2 separate regions of the Mus musculus genome follow, and region 1 is linked to region 2. The links are chromatin loops, found by intact Hi-C in ENCODE. Cell type or tissue: left cerebral cortex. All regions are shown on one strand.

The links. Hi-C counts contacts between places; a loop is a spot of excess contacts. Peaks named below come from ENCODE experiments on the same cell type or tissue, not always from the same donor. Only the 100,000 strongest peaks of a DNase experiment are listed, where the experiment ranks them.
Region 1: a loop joins it to region 2, with 8 times the contacts of the local background. A loop is called at or near these places in 30 of 42 quality-filtered maps.

What each region holds. Positions count from the first base shown.
Region 1 is chr11:49,902,563-49,905,062 of GRCm38, forward strand. All of the region lies in intron 1 of Rasgef1c (RasGEF domain family, member 1C), which reads left to right. Among named protein-coding and RNA genes, the nearest start is that of Rasgef1c, 2.0 kb to the left of the region's middle. In left cerebral cortex, a CTCF peak has its summit at 964; a DNase peak (open chromatin) is centred at 975; H3K4me3 peaks cover 582 bases; H3K27ac peaks cover 533 bases.
Region 2 is chr11:49,954,805-49,957,304 of GRCm38, forward strand. Rasgef1c (RasGEF domain family, member 1C) reads left to right here. Exons shown (of 14, transcript NM_029004.1): 2 at 2,230-2,412. The coding sequence starts at 2,236. Among named protein-coding and RNA genes, the nearest start is that of Rasgef1c, 54 kb to the left of the region's middle. In left cerebral cortex, a CTCF peak has its summit at 1,253 (motif pointing left); a DNase peak (open chromatin) is centred at 1,214; H3K27ac peaks cover 263 bases.

The DNA of each region.
Region 1 (2,500 bases), 52 kb before region 2:
GCAGTGGCAGGAAGCAGGCTCAAGGATGAAGACAGAGAAGCCCTGGAGAGAAGTGGGTGCTCTGAACGCCGCTGTCTGCCCAGCAGCTTAGATGGTAAGGTGGTGGGGTCCCTTGCACTCCAACTGACCCCCTCCTGTGGCTGTAGGGCAGGTAAGAGAGGCCAAGAAGGGTCCTGGGAAGACCCACCTGATGCGCAGGGCTGTTTCCACTTCACAGTCAAGTAAACAGACTCAGAGGGATGAGAGGACTTGCTCCCAAGAAGTGACAAAGGTGAGGTTCCAGCTCCTACCCCAGTACTTCAGCCACTTTGTCAGGTGCCGTAAGAATGCTGTGTTCACTGAAAACCTACTGTGTGCAGCCAGCTTCCTATCCTGAACACTGTTCCCACACTGGTGTGAGGGCAAGGGAAAATCTGAAGTCGTTTTAGAAGATCATCTCTATGAGGACAATAAAATGGGGTAATGGGCTGGAGAGACGCAGGTATTGGGACAGAGCCTGGGCCTGGCCAGAGAAGGTACCTGTCCCTGGCTAGAGACCTCTGTGCTGTAAGTCAAAGTTGGAGCCTGGAGCCGGTGGAAAAGGGTTGAACAGGTGCAACATACGGACGATGCGTGGTAAGGGCTTTGAACCGGATACGTCAGCAGAACTTAGGCTTGGATGTTCGTCTGGGCGCAGTAGTCCTCGGAGGTTTGGAGTTTGACTTGTAGAAGGAAAGGTTTAATGGCAGTTGAAGAGCTGTGCAGGAGGCAGAGATGAAGCAGGGTTAGAGTGGCCAGGCAAAGAGAACGCAGACAGGCCTAAGAGATCAGAGGTGTGGAGATATTTGAGAGGGCTGTGCCCATCCACCCCTGGCGGCATAGCCACGTAAAGGCCTTCATCCTGACAAAACCAGAGCCACAAAGAGGCTTATAGCAAGTTGAGGGGCTCAGGTGGAAAGGGAGCCTGGTTTTAATTCAAGTGCTTTCCCACTCTGGTCCAGCAGGGAGCGCGTGAGTGCGGGCTGGGTTGCAGAAGTCCAGTCTGGGTGCTTGGGCTAGGCTCAACTTGTGGAATCTTCTGACTTGTCATCAGGTGTCTCAGAGGGCTGGTCCACCACTCACATTTGTCCTTAACCAAACCTGGAATAGGCCGTTTTCCAAAGAGGCTTTTATTCCTTTAAATGGCAGTTGAGAAGCCTAGAAACCACCATCTAGGTTAGGTGTGCCCATGACTGTCCTGGTGCCGCTGAATCTAGACTTTGTCAGGGAGTCCCAGCCAAATCGCTTTTAAAAACAAACTAAAAATTTATATTTCTGTCTCTCACAGTGAGAACCTGATTCCCAAATCATCAGTTATATTTAATTGTTTGCTAAACACTAGAAGACACACAGATGGTTTCAGAAAGAAACTACGTAAACTACTACCCACCCATAACTGCTACCTAAGGTTTCGGATGCCGTTGGGTGCACACCCAGAGCTTGGTGGGTCGTTTTTCAGTCTGATACAGTTTTGGTTTCATGAGTTTCTAGTTGCATTCAGCCTGGTTTTGCACATCCTTGGTCTTGCAATTTTATTTTTGAATCTGTAAAATATTTTTATGGCTCAAAGGTCACAACTACACAAAAGCTATATTTAGAAGCTATTTAGAAGTACAGCCCATAGACAACTTGTCTGTTTCTTTTTACCAAAGAAGCAATTTATACATTATATTAGTATCTGTTGCATCCCCCTTTGTACTGTGACAAAAATTTTACCTAAAAACTGGCTCTCCCGGTCTATAGAGACCTTTCCAGTTCTTTTTTCACTACCACATATTACTCTACTGTGTGACTGCACTCTAGCTTATTTTATTTGTGTGCTGTGGGTGAACCTCTGATTTTTATTCCAGGCTTTTGACTTTTTTCCCTCCGTCTTTTTAAATTTTTTATTTTTATGTGTGTGTGTGTATGTGTGAGTGTGTGTGTGTGTACTTGTGTGGAGGCCCAAAGATGTGCTGGATTCCTTGAAGTTAGAGTTACAGACACTTGTGAGCTTGTGTTCATCTTTAATTAATTAAAATATTTGCTTATTTTATTCATCTTTAGCCAAAGGGAAGAAAAAGTGTATTCGGGATCCTGGTATGGGGACAGCGGTTGAACAAAAAGCCTTCCCTCGCGTGTTTCTGAGTCTGGCAGGACGCACTGATGCCACTTGATATTTCAAAGGTCTCCTAGCTATTCCGGAGTGTTCATGATATGTGGCGTTGGATCATGTTAGTGTGTTCACAGTGTGCAGGAACGTAAGTGTGTGTGGGTGTGTGGGCCAAAGAGTAACCTTGGGTGTTATTCCGTAGGCACCCTCTGTCTTACTGCTCCTAAGACAAACCTAGAGCTTGCCAGTTAATCTGGGATGTCTGGCATTCGAGCCCCAAGGATCTGCCTTGTCAGTGCCTCCGTGGTACTGAGATGAAAGGTATGTGCCACCCTGCTTTGCTACACGCACACACACATACACTCACACACACATACACATACATACATA
Region 2 (2,500 bases):
TCATACTTACAGGAAAGGACATGGGTGCCTGGCCTGGGGCCTCCGTGTGCTTCCTGGAAAGATGTGTGTCTCCACACATGAACGCTTGCTTGATGTGCTCATCTGTGCTCACCCTCATCCACCACTTTGTCACTTAGGACCTGAGGCACCTGGCCCCAGACATCCAAGCACACTCTTTCACAATCACCCCACCTTCCCCTTGTTGGTCCCATGACAGGCTTGCTTTTCCACAGTCTCATTCCTTCCCTCAGTCCTCAAGTCAGTGACCTCCCCATGCTCCTACTTGGCAGCCCGTCCCCTCTCAGGTCACCTCTGTAGGACATCCCTTCAGCTCATAGCATAAGCTTAGGGATCTAGCCACCCACCCCTAAGGACCCGGCATCAAGTGCCTAGGGCTGAGCCAAGCCTAGGGATGTTCTGAGAGGTTCCTTGATTGACTTGTGAATTGTCCCTCTGTGATTCTCCCACCACCTGGCAGACCACTGTCCTTCCCCACAGAGGGTTTCAGTGTCACCTCCACGCTGTCACTGGCCAATCTGGGAGAAAATTGGACTGGAATCCAGGATGGGCTGCATAGTGAAGAGGTGGGAGGCATTACACAGGAGAGGGGAACTTTGGAAAGCACATATTTTGGCATGTGAAGTTAGAACCAGGTGCTGAGCCCCAGGCATGAGACAGAGCTAGCACCTGCTGTCTCCAGAGATGGCCACCCTCTCCACTGAAAGCCTTCAGGATCCCCCTCCACACCCCCCCATCTTCATCTGCACCGGCTTCCCCACACAGATGAGCAAGAGGTGGTCTGTGAAATTTGTGTTTTCAGAACTGAAAATTGAGTGTTGGAGATTGCTAGGGAGGTAAAATTAAGCTGTGACTGTCACCAAGGTCAGGGCTGTCCAGGTTGCCATCCACACGGACTGACTAAGCACTCGCTAATTCTGTAACCCCATCCCAGCACCTCCCACACCACAGACTGTGGACAGCCCTCTGGAGAAGTCCCCCTCATCTCTGAGTGGGCTCCGGCCTCCTGTCTTTCTGTCTCTAGGTAAGGGTCACTGGAGGACAGAAAAGGCAGGCAAAGCCAGAGTCTTTCAGGGGGTGAGCCCATAAGATTCTGTGTTTGAGAAAATGGGGTGACCTGACTGTCTAGGCTGGAATTCGTTCAACATCCACAGACCTACAGGCATGTGTGGAAGAAATGGCATGAAGCACGGGCTCTCTGTTAAAATGCGCATACGCCCTCTGCTGGCCAGGCCATGGAAGAGCTCAGCATTGGTCTAGAGAAGGCCTACATAGGGAGAACACTGAAATGCCCACAGAGGGTCCTTAGCTACACCACCAACTGACAGAAGCCCCAAGGCCTACAATAGGGCTCACAGTGGCTCATCACCCACTGATGCCCACTAGGGGTCAGATGTGAATTTGGAGCTACTCTGTAGGCTAATGCACGAGGACCATAATAAGTTAAAGGCCTGCCTAGACTACAGAGAACATACAAAGCCAACTTGGGTAACTTAGCAAGACCCTGCTTCAAAATGAAATAGCAAAGCGAGCTGGGATGTTGGCTCAGCCATAGAGGCCACAGGTATTGTGCACAGGCAGTCAACCCCTCCAAAAGGAGTATGCCTGCTTTCCTAGCTCCTCACAATGCTGAGATGAACCAACAATGTCGAGTTTACATTCTCCAGTCTAGTCAATGGGACCTCAGGGGAACAATAGCTTCCAAGTGTCAAGGAAGCTCTGGGATTGTTCCTGAACCCCTAATCTGGATCAGGTTCAATCCTGAGTTTTTTGTGGCCAGTAGCTGGGGCAAGATGGTGGCTATTAAGGACTTGGACAAACAACTTTTCCTGCCCTTGGTAGCTCACCTCTAGAGTGCAGGCAGCGAGCGGAAAACTCTGAAGCAGGGGGATTACTGTGAGTTGCAGGCCAGCCTGAATTATAAAGATAGAGAGAAGTGGAGGGGTAACCAACTATTAAGGGTGTGTTTTCCGGGGAGAGATGGTTCCGGAGAAACAGTAAAGAAGAGATTATTCCTGGGAGAAGAACTGGGGAGGCTATAAGAAAATGGAGAATGGGTGTTGGGCTGTGAAGTGGGGGACACTGGCAGCCTCTCACGATGTGATCACTGAACAAAAGTGTGGACAGTCAGAGGCATAGTTCTCCAGCCTAGAACCCAGAGAATCAGTGGGCTCCCACTTAGTTACCCCCAACTGTTTCTTGCCATTGCAGGCAGGCATGCCCCGGACACTGACTGCCTCCGACATGGTCACCCCAGGCAGCCTCAGCCCGCCTCCCACAGAATCCACAGAAGGAGAGCAGGCCGGGCAGCCCCTCCTGGACGGAGCTCCATCCTCAGCCTCTTTGGACACCCTGATCCAACACCTCGTGCCCACAGCCGATTACTATCCCGAGGTGGGTGAGCCGCCGCCTGGCATGGGGAAGGGGCAGGAGAGCACGGCACAGGTGACAGGGCTGGGAATGGCCTCCTGCCTGGGAGTCG